Linked DNA regions of Homo sapiens: region 1 is linked to region 2. A link is a loop called in an ENCODE intact Hi-C map of the cell type or tissue named here. Cell type or tissue: B cell. All regions are shown on one strand. Links, peaks and the distances in the headings refer to the core of each region. The heading gives the core; the rest is flanking DNA. Region 1 has its middle 23 kb from the start of GGTLC2. Region 2 has its middle 66 kb from the start of IGLL5.

What was found. Hi-C counts contacts between places; a loop is a spot of excess contacts. Peaks named below come from ENCODE experiments on the same cell type or tissue, not always from the same donor. Only the 100,000 strongest peaks of a DNase experiment are listed, where the experiment ranks them.
Region 1: a loop joins it to region 2, with 14 times the contacts of the local background. A loop is called at or near these places in 1 of 110 quality-filtered maps.

What each region holds. Positions count from the first base shown.
Region 1 is chr22:22,664,531-22,669,907 of GRCh38, forward strand. It overlaps IGL, the pseudogene IGLV2-28 and IGLV3-27. Among named protein-coding and RNA genes, the nearest start is that of GGTLC2, 23 kb to the left of the region's middle. RefSeq lists a silencer at 2,335-2,514. In B cell, for the core only: a CTCF peak has its summit at 2,206 (motif pointing right); DNase peaks (open chromatin) are centred at 2,211 and 3,657.
Region 2 is chr22:22,951,595-22,956,971 of GRCh38, forward strand. No RefSeq gene overlaps it. Among named protein-coding and RNA genes, the nearest start is that of IGLL5, 66 kb to the left of the region's middle. RefSeq lists an enhancer at 3,118-3,267. In B cell, for the core only: CTCF peaks have their summits at 3,314, 4,522 (motif pointing left) and 4,721; DNase peaks (open chromatin) are centred at 1,437, 2,417, 3,297 and 4,497; H3K4me3 peaks cover 375 bases; H3K27ac peaks cover 1,600 bases.

The DNA of each region.
Region 1 (5,377 bases), core at 238-5,237, 290 kb before region 2:
GGAAAGGGGCCTCAGGGACCTCTGGGCTGATTCTTAGTCTCCTGCTCCTCAGGCTCACCTGGGCCCAGCACTGACTCACTAGAGTGTGTTTTTTCCTTTTTCCGGGCTCTCGGGCTCAGTCTGCCCTGACTCAGCCTCACTCAGTACCCGGGTCTCCTGGACAGTCGGTCACCATCTCCTGCACTGGAACCAGCAGTGACGTTGGGCATTATAACTATGTCTCCTGGTGCCAGCAGCACCCAGGCACATGATTTATGAAGTCAGTTATAGGCTCTCTGGAGTCTCTGATCACTTCTCTGGCTCCCAGCTCTGGCAACATGGCCTCCATGACCATCTCTGGGCTCCAGGCTGAGGACGAGGCTGATTATTACTGCAGTTCATATACAAGCAGCAACATTTTCCACAGTGGACATAAGATTGATTCTCAGGCTCCAAGTCTGGCCAGTGAGCTTCTTTGAGACTCCCTGGGATCCCAGCAGTGACACTGATCACTATTGCTGTCCCACACATCCCAAGTGATGAGGAAGTAAGACCAAAACCCTCCTGAGATTCCTGACTTGTGTCCTGACACCAGGGCTGTTGGGATTCCTGTCTTTCCTTCAAGATTGTTCAAATAAGCAGTGACAGTCACTTCCATGTGAGATATGAGAAGAAGAATAATTCCATATGAACCAAATCCACGAAGCCTACACTGAAGCCTGCCAAGTTCTCTGCAGTCCAGCGCGATGAAGGGAGCATTTTCGTGGGAACTTTTGGGAATATGAGGGGAGCCAGGCTCAGCTATGGGTTCCAGAGACAAAGCTCCTGGATGTTTCTCCCCGGCCTTGGTCCATCACCTGCTACCTCTCCTCACTCTTTCCACAGACACTGCCCCAGGCTAAGCCCCCACAGGACCCTAAGCCTATTCCTGACCCTGAGCTCAGCCCAGGTGATGCTTCAGGAGATGGGATCCTGAGAATGAGCCCCAACATCTCTTTAACCTAAGGTGTGGGGTCATGAGACACCTGTTAGCCATAAGACACCTGTCCCCCACCTGCTCAGGAGACAGTGGAGCAGGCAACAGTGCAGAGAGAACCAGCAGGAGCCAGGCCAGGCCCTGCATCCAAAGCAGGCCCCAGTCCCCACAGATTCTCCAGCTCTAGCCTGTGGTACAGCCCCCACTTTCTGCAGGCTGAAATGGGCTTCTCAGGATGGGCAGGCCATGATGGGGGATGGCAGTGTGTCCACAGGACACAGCCCTGCTGCCTGCCTGACCCTCATGCCCCCTCCTTCCCCACCCTGGTTAATCTCCACCAGAAAGGGCCCAGGTTCAGAACTCAGGACACCTGGATCAGCTCCTGGACTTGCCCCCACTGCTCTCTGTTCTCCTGAGCCACTTAGTCTCTTTTGGCCTCAGTGTTACCTGCTGTGAAGTGAGGAGGCTTATACTGAACTGAGGAAGCTCTTTTCTTCATTCAAAATTAAAAGACAGAAAAACAATGAAAGTCATGTAAATTAAAGCCTGCTGAGGGGATGTCATTTAATGGGCTTCAGTGGGTTTCAGACGTGGAACTTCTTGTCTTTTCTCTGCAGGGATTCCAAGACAGGGGCTCAAAAGAGCTTGCTTTCTGTATGGTGGGAACAGCGGTCCCTAGCTGAGAATAAGCAGGAGATTCCCAGCTTCATCAGGAAGGCAGACTAGGCTAGTGTAGAAATCCTCTCCGTACAAACTCTGAGAGGTGTTGAATAAAATAAAGATAAACATAATTTCATGTTTTCATGGTGCCGATGATGGTGATGTTAGCTCACAACTAAGCTGCAGTGCCTGGAACATCAGGAAATCACAGTGAATCACAGCTGCTCTTATTGGGTGGGAGGTGCACCAGTTTGATGCCTAAGTACATAGAAAGCCTGGGTCCCTGTAGGATGGCACATGCATCTCTCTGGACTTTGAAAGCTTTGCAGAAGAGCTTCAGTTGACTCACTCTAATTAGTCCGGACTGAACAAAACCACTAGAGGAGGGCATTTCAACCCTGAGACACTTCTATAGCCCCAACTTCCTACCCTGCGTGTGCGAACTCTCTGTGCTGGGCTGGGCAGGGCAGATTGGGTCACCCTGCACAGAATGGGGCTGGACTGTCTGGTCCTCAACTTCTGAGGTGACAGGTGCTGTGGAGGCACGTGGAAGAAAAAAGCTCCTGGGCTGAGTCTCCTCCACCAGCTGGGGGCAGCAGAGCTGCAGCCAGGAGCAGTCAGGATTAAGGCTGGGGCTGCCCAGCTGGGGCAAAGAGAAGGCCAGCCTGGCGTTCAACAGGTGTCCAAGAATCAGTCTTCAGACTGAAAGTGAGTGCAGTTCATCCTATCCCCTCAGGCTGCAGTGACCATTCTCTGAGGGTCAGACTCATACAGTGTCACCCCAGGACACTGACAGAAGCCCGGCACAGTGAAGGCCTCACCTGGGAAATGCAGCTGGAGGAGGCTGGGACCAGGTGTCAACTGGGGCAGCTTACTCAGGAAGGGGATTTCTTTGGAGACATCCCAAGGTTGAGGTGCTCTAGGAGGGGGCACAGCGTGAGGTGACGGGGCTCCCAGGGCCCGGGTTCTTCACCCAGGATGGCTGTCTGAGCCTCCTGCCACTCTCAGGGCCTTGTCCCTCTCAGTCCAGCAGCAACCTGGGGAGCTGAGCCCTCTGTCCTGGGCACTTCCAGATACACCATACCTCACTTCCTTCTGCCTCACCTTCCAGCTCCAGGCGGACTCTGACTCAGGGGGAAACTCCTGTGCTCAGGGGAGTCTCGGGTGGGTGGGGTGAAGCATTTGGGATCCTGATCCCTTCATGGGGCATCCCCAGCATCCTTAAGGAGACACTCTTCAGAGGGACAGGGCTTCTCACCTGCCTCAGCTCTGACCATGGGGCTGTCCACACTCAGTGACAGGACACTGACCAGGGATCTGACTGGAGTGACCAGGAACCTGGCTGGGGCAACCAGGGACCACCCACCCTCTGGAGCTCACATGCTGTGCAGAGACCATGACCCTGGGACCCCTTCAGAGACCATGGGGCCTGAAGTTAGATTTTCAGTCCAGTGTGGTTTTCTCCTGCTTTTTGCAAGTTTACATAAAACATTGATGAGAAAAACATACATAAATAACAGACGAGCTGAGGGTGCCAATTGCTAATCTCTTGTGGCAATGAGGGGTGATGTAGCAGGAGCAGCACCATGGCTGAAATGAGACCAGAGGCCCTGTTGACTCCACAGGGGTGTGTGGTTGCTTAAATGACCCAACTATTCCCACTGAATAATCAGCAAGTGTCCCAATGACACAGCACAGCATTTAGATGAAATGAACAAGAGGGGACTGAGTCTGAGGGACCAGGGGGAGGAAGATCATGGGTCCCTGGGCCACCTGCTGCTGAGTCAGGTGTCAGCAAGATCTCTCCGCAGAGCCCAGCTCAGCCCATGGCCAACCTCCTGGAAGGTCCACAGCTCTGCTGAGCCTGGCCCAGGACAGACCCCAGGTCAGCGAGGTTTGGGACAGTGGTCATGAGATTAATTCCCAGAAAGGTGACTGTGATCACAGGGCTTGAAGGCTGCAGCTGATTTTCTAATCTGAGACCCTGCTTCTTCCTCCTGTTGCCTGTGCTGCCCTCACAGCTGGTTTGAGTGACATCTCTCCAGGAGGAGTCGCAGAGGATGTAAATTTGCATAAACGCCAAACACTGACTGCCCCCAAAAGCTGGAGAGGGAATAAGAGAGGCCTGGGGAGCCCAGCTGTGCTGTAGGCTCAGGAGGCAGAGCTCTGAATGTCTCACCATGGCCTGGATCCCTCTCCTGCTCCCCCTCCTCATTCTCTGCACAGGTGCTGCCCCTAGGCTCAGTCTCCACAGACCCCAAGTTGAGCCTGACCTGAATCCTGAGCAAAGCCCTGCCACTGCCTCTGGGGGGGATTCCTGGCAATGCGTCCTTTGTCCTCAAGCCCCCTCTCCTGTCTTTTCTTGCAGTCTCTGTGGCCTCCTATGAGCTGACACAGCCATCCTCAGTGTCAGTGTCTCCGGGACAGACAGCCAGGATCACCTGCTCAGGAGATGTACTGGCAAAAAAATATGCTCGGTGGTTCCAGCAGAAGCCAGGCCAGGCCCCTGTGCTGGTGATTTATAAAGACAGTGAGCGGCCCTCAGGGATCCCTGAGCGATTCTCCGGCTCCAGCTCAGGGACCACAGTCACCTTGACCATCAGCGGGGCCCAGGTTGAGGATGAGGCTGACTATTACTGTTACTCTGCGGCTGACAACAATCTCACAGTGACACAGGCAGATGGAGAAATGAGACACAAACCCCTTGCCATCTGTGTCACCTTCTTCCTCCAGCCCCAGGAGGACTGTGGACAAAGCCACGAACAGGTCTGGCCCAGTACACCCAGATCAGAGACTCTGAGGCCTCCTTCCTTCCAGATCTCTACGGAGGCCCTACAGAAGGTGGATCAATAATAAATTCGGGGTTGGCAGGTCCAGTAGGTCCTGGTGTTTTCTGGGCTGGAGTGTGACTTGGGGAAAAATGACTTGAATGGAAGTACAGTCAGTGGGAGACATCTATTGAGTGGTGATGGTCCCAGTATTTCCTTGTGTGGTGACTGAACCTAGGGCAGTGCCACTACTCTGTGGCCCAAATGCCCTGGGTTATTCCTCTGAGTTCCCCGTGTATTATTGAGATGCTCCAGCCCCCACTCTCATGGTATCCTGATCTGAAGAATCATGGCCAGTGCCCATTGCAGTGTCTCCATCTAGGTGCCATTTTCAGGACTCATGCATCCAGCATCCAAACAAGGCTGTGTGGGAGACCGTGACTTGTCACAGCTGTTCCCCACTGGAAAATGCCACTGAGCTGCAGAGAACTGCTCTCCCAGTGATGTTCCCCCTTCACAGTGTGGTTCAGGTGCAATGCCTGCCTGGTCCCTAGATTTTAATGCCATGTTTTCATTTAAAATAACCACGAAGTGTCTCTTGCTGAGCGCTCCGGTGTAACACATTCCCAGTCATGCCTCTCACAATTTTCTTTCTGACAAAATTTCCTGAAACCCTATTGCAATGAATTCTCCCTCTCAGAGTAGGATTGCAGGGAGTTCACAAATTAACAAACAAACCAAATACTGTCTAGAAGAAAGAGGATCAAAGAGGAGAGAGCTGCACAGGGAGCGCACTCTGGAGTCTGCAGATATTCATGAGCACCGATGAGCATGTGCATGGGAGGAAACCTTCTGTGATAGAGAAAATAACCATTCAAAGACATTTGAGGAAACACTCCATAGAGCTCACACACACATCCATGTGCACACACATGCACAATCAGAATAGTGCCTGTTCCTCCGCTCCATGAAGAAAGGCCCGAGTTAAAGTGGG
Region 2 (5,377 bases), core at 262-5,261:
GGGGGTATTTCGCTGGCAACTTGGTCTGGATTGAGAGATGGCAAATAACACAGATGATGGTGACTCATGAGGAGTTGCTAGAGGTTTGGCTGGTTGGTCAGGGACTCAGAAGGATCAATGATCAGATTTGAAAATTAATGACAAGGAAGGGTGGGAAGAGGCATAGGGATGGGCCCCTCATTATGGACACTATGAGCAGACACCAGCATTGCATATGAATGCTGACCACATGGCACATGAACACTCTCTGCAGAAGAGGCCTCGATAATCAGGTGGACAAAATGACACATTCCATAGATGTCAGTCAACCTCATTCCCCAGCCATCCCAGTATTTGCCCAGTGGGCTTGTGGACAGAGGGGACAGTCATGGTGGCACACGTAGAGGCTGTGCATTACCTCATGAGCATGGCTGCTATGGCTTGGATGTGGTTTTTCCCCTCCAAAATGCATGTTGAAATTTAGTCCCCGTTGTGGCAACGTTGGGAGGTGGGACTTCATGGGAGATATTTGGGTCATGGGAGCAGATCCATTGTGAATAGATTAATGCCTTTCCTGGGAGTGAGTTATTGGTCTCACAGGAATGGCTTACTTCCCTCGAGAGCAAGTTGTTAAATAAGAGAGTCTGGCTTCCTTAGTTTCTCTCTCTTGCTTCCTCTCCCTCCATATGGTCACTTTGCCTGCTCCCCTTCCATCTTCTGCCATCAGCTGAAAAAGCCTGAGGTCCTGACCAGATGTAGCTGCCCAACCTTGGACCTTCCAGCCACCAGAATCATAAGCCAAATAAATGGCTTTTATTTATAAATTACCCAGCCTTGGTTATTTTGTTATAATAACACTAAATGGCCTAAGGCAGAAAATCTCCCTCTTCCTAAGGTTGACCTGGCTACCACTGACAAAAGTGGCCAATCTGTCAAGGGCAGAGACCAACACCAAGACCCTTATATATCATTAATGTCGGGGGCCAGCCAGCCTCCTGCTGGCAGATTAATTCCATTGATCTCTTCTACCATGGAAGGGGCACAAATTCTGGATATGGATTTGCCATCCCTGCTTGTAATGCTTCTTCCAGCATCACCAACCCTGGACTCCTGAGATCCCTGGCCACCATCGTGTCATTCCCCACAGTGCTGTGTCTAATCAGGGAACTGATTCCACTGCAAAGGAAATGCAGCATGGAATTAACTGCTCTTACTACATACCCATGCCCAGGCACGGCCAGACTAAAAGTGGAGTGACTTACTGAAGACTCAGTTGTGGCACGACTTGAGAGATGGCACCCTGAAATATGGAGGTCCTATCTTAAGGGTACAGTCTATGCTTTGACTCAAGACCATCAAGTGACAGTGTTTTAACGGTGCCTGGGATATTTTTAAATCAGGTATGGTAAGACATGCAGACAAGGAAATGACTGGTATAAAGAAAAGATTTGTTATACTCACAGATCTCAAGAAAAGGGAACAAACCACGCCACACAGGGCCACACAGAGAAGCAGCAGCATTGGTCAGGAGGCAGAGGGGAGGGGGAGAAAACAGGCAAGAACCTCTATTGTGGTTTCCACTGGGAAGGAACAGGGGAGGCAAGGTAAGCAGGTTTAGGATTGGCTAGTTTGAATAATTTTGGTGGGCTCTGGAGCACAGGAACAACTAGATACCTACTTGTCTGGTACCTGGTCTTGGAGTGATGAGGGCAGGTGGATAGCAGCCCAGCCTGTGAGAGCCCAGGAAAGAAAGTGCTTCAGGGCCGGGCGCGGTGGCTCACACCTGTAATCCCAGCACTTTGGGAGGCCAAGGCGGGTGGATCACAAGGTCAGGAGATCGAGACCACCCTGACTAACATGGTGAAACCCTGTCTCTACTAAAAATACAAAAAATTAGCTGGGCATGATGGCGGGTGCCTGTAGTCCCAGCTACTCAGGAGGCTGAGACAGGAGAATGGCATGAACCCAGGAGGCAGAGCTTGCAGTGAGCCAAGGTCGTGCCACTGCACTCTAGCCTGGGTGACAGAGCGAGACTCTGTCTCAAAAAAAAAAAAAAAAAAGTGCTTCAGGGTATGGGTTCTGGATTGGTTGGTTTGCACAAGAAAGGCTCACTGTTTGCCATCTCTAAGAATTAGCTAACCCTGCAAGGGGCAGTGCCCCAGGGTCAGCAAGGCCCCAGATGTCAGATCATCAGAAAACAGAAAATAAAAGAGCATGGTTAATACACACAGTCTCCCCAGGAGCCACAGTACATGGGTCTGAGAATAGATGGATAGAAGTGAGAGTGGCTTCTTCCACAAATAATCCTCCTAATACGCTCAAATAAGGTTTGCTTGCTATCCGAACATTTGAGCTCTGCTGCTTTGAAGATCTTAGTTCCCAAGAATATAATGCCTCTCCCAGGGGACACCACAATGGCTCCATTGAGTTGGAACTAACAGTCAGAAACGGGGGCAACTTTACTGGAAGGACTGATTGGTGCTAACGAGGGGAAATTGGGCTGCTGTGTCACATAGTGGGGGCAAGAAGGACTTCACCTAGAACCCCGAGTACTCATCATCTTAGTACTTCTGCCTACTCAGACCCTTCAAGAATGAAGGTTTAGATCTTCCCACCAGATAAAGATCTGTAACCAGCTGAGGTTCTAGCTGTGGAACAGGGAAATATCAAATGGGTAGTGGACAAAAGAAGTCACAGATAGCATCTGTGGCTCATAACTAGGGTTTACCAGGTTTAGTAAACGAAAATACAGACGTCCAGTGAGATAGTAACTTCAGATAAACAACAAATAGTATTACTAAAAGTACTATTTGTATGTCCTATGCAATATTGGGGACATATTTATGCTTAAAAATGCATTCACTGTTTGGACATCCTATATTTTATCTGGTAATTCTATTCATGACCAAGTAAAAAAGCACATTTTTTTACTTTGCTTGTCATGTGTGGTATATGTATGTATTTGGAGTTATTAACCATTTATCTTTTCTTATTATGAGTTGTTAGCAGAGTATTCAGTGAAATTGTGACTAAAGATGAAGATAAACTAATATAGTTAGCTGTGGATGCAGTGGCTCTTGGGAGCCTGCATCTCGCTTGGAGGAGAGGGTGAGAATTTCGTTCATATAAAGGATAACTGCTTCTTATTAGACGGAAACAGAGTTGTTTTTTGGTTCCTCAGAAGTTCAAATGTGTGTAGAAAGATAAATACGGAAGCTAAGTAGGAAAGCGGGTGAACTCTGCCAGTTATCAGCGGAATGTTCTAGCTGCAAATTGCCCCTTTCTCGCAAGCTCTAGGAAGCCGGCTGGTAAACAGCGCCCTCCTTTGCCCGCCGCTGCAATGTTAGGCTTTGCCAAAAGAGAGCACCTGGGGGAAGCTGCGAGGCCACCGCGGCGAGAAGGTGCTTTCCTGTTTCCCTGCTGTCCTTTCTTTTTATTCCGCACAGAAGCCATATATATATATATATATATATATATATATATATATATATATATATATATAGTGTACATTTATATATTAGGCTTTTAGGCCATATATATATGTGTGTGTATATATGTATATGTATCGCTACATATATATACTATATATACATATATACTATATATACTTTCTACACACTATAAATAGATAGTGTGGCACATCTATATATTACACATTTAGGCTCTTTATAGATATGTACCACCACATATATAGTGATACATTTATATATATATATATATATCGACTAAACAGCATTTAGGCTGTTTCCAGCTTTTTGCTACCACAAGTAATGCAGGAATTAGCAAATAAGATCTTCCAGATAATACCCAGAGGCAGGACTGCTGGATCAGGAGGAATGCACATTTTCAGTTTTACTGCCCTCTAATGTGGCTGATGAATTTACACCCTACTAGCAATGTGTGGGTTCTGTTTCTCTAACTCTTTACCACACTTGATATCAGCAGACTTTTCCATTTGCACCACGCAGCTCTTACTACAACCCTCCTTTACAGCTCTCAACTAACCCAGGCAGGCAGCATGCGTGGGCCAGACACCAGGGCAGTCCTCCACTGCAGTTAGATATTGAGTCTCCCTCCTGTGACTGGGCAGACGAAAAGGACTTGTTCACTCTTGTTTTCTCTAACACAGCGCTTCACACACAGAGTTCTTTTCCAGTTATGTGACTAATTCAATAAACTGCCTGAGCCTTAGTTTCCCAATCCTTGTCATTAAATGGTCACTGTGCCCACTGGTGTGCTGGGAAAAGTTTAACAACTAACAGAGTAGCAAGGGCGGTGGGAGTCCTAATTTGTAGCATTTGCCCATTTCCATGGTATAAATAATCCCACCATGGCTGATTTCAAGCTACCAAGGTGCCCCACTGAACACAGAGTTGGGAAGAGATGCTCTTAAATCATCAGCTCTCCTGAGCTGGTGCAAGCCAGTTGCGGGACACCACTGGGCTTTTTGCAACCCTGTTTCTTAATTCTCAGTTCTGGGCAGGCTGTAGTCGCCTCCCCGTGCTTCTGTACAAGTAGACAGCGACATCTGGTGGCAAAGTCAAGCAAATCCCAGACCATGTAGAGAAGGGCCTAGAGTATGGGAAAACAAGAAACACCCCTCTTCTCCCACCAGCACCCCCACGAAAGGTTCCTGTCCTCTTCCTCAACCAACCCTGGGACCCATCAACTCCAGCAAAAACTCAATGCCTGGGGAGTTCCTACATGGGCAGCCTGCAGGTCTCCCTTCCTGTGGCAGCTGGGGTAGAGTGGCATGGCTCCTGGTGTTGGAATAAGCAGTGACCTCGTACAGCAGTCATTCCCACTGCCTGCCTGCAGACCCCTTGCCTTACCCCTGGTTGAGAATTATCAGAAGCGTCCCTCAACCCAAAGCAGTCACCACAGCACTCCTAGAACAAGAGTTACTCAGCTAGTGTGACCAGAGCACTGGTTCACCATGAGCGCTTCCTCCTGGAATTTGGACAACCATCTCAGGGCCTTTCTTTGGTCAATTTCCTTCTGATTCTGTGTGTAAGACTTGTGTGCAGAATCTCAGTGGCCTAAATATCTCAGCCTATGGTAGGATAGGCGGGGAAGTGAGGGTGGCCCCTGCAATAGCAAAGCCATTACACTTAGCCTTTGGCCACTAAAACCCCCTATGGCAGCAACAGGCTGCTGACCACCGAACGTTCACCTCCTTTTCCATAGTGTATTCCTTTTCTTGAGACAGGGTCTCCCTGTATCACCCAGGCTAGAGAGCAGCAGTGCATCCATAGCTCCCTGCAATCTCAGACTCCTGGGCTCAAGTGATCCTCCTGCCTCAGCCTCCTGAGTAGCCGGGACTACATGCACACACCACCACACTTAGCTAATTTTTGTATTTTTTGTAGAGATGGGGAATCTCATTATTTGCCTAAGC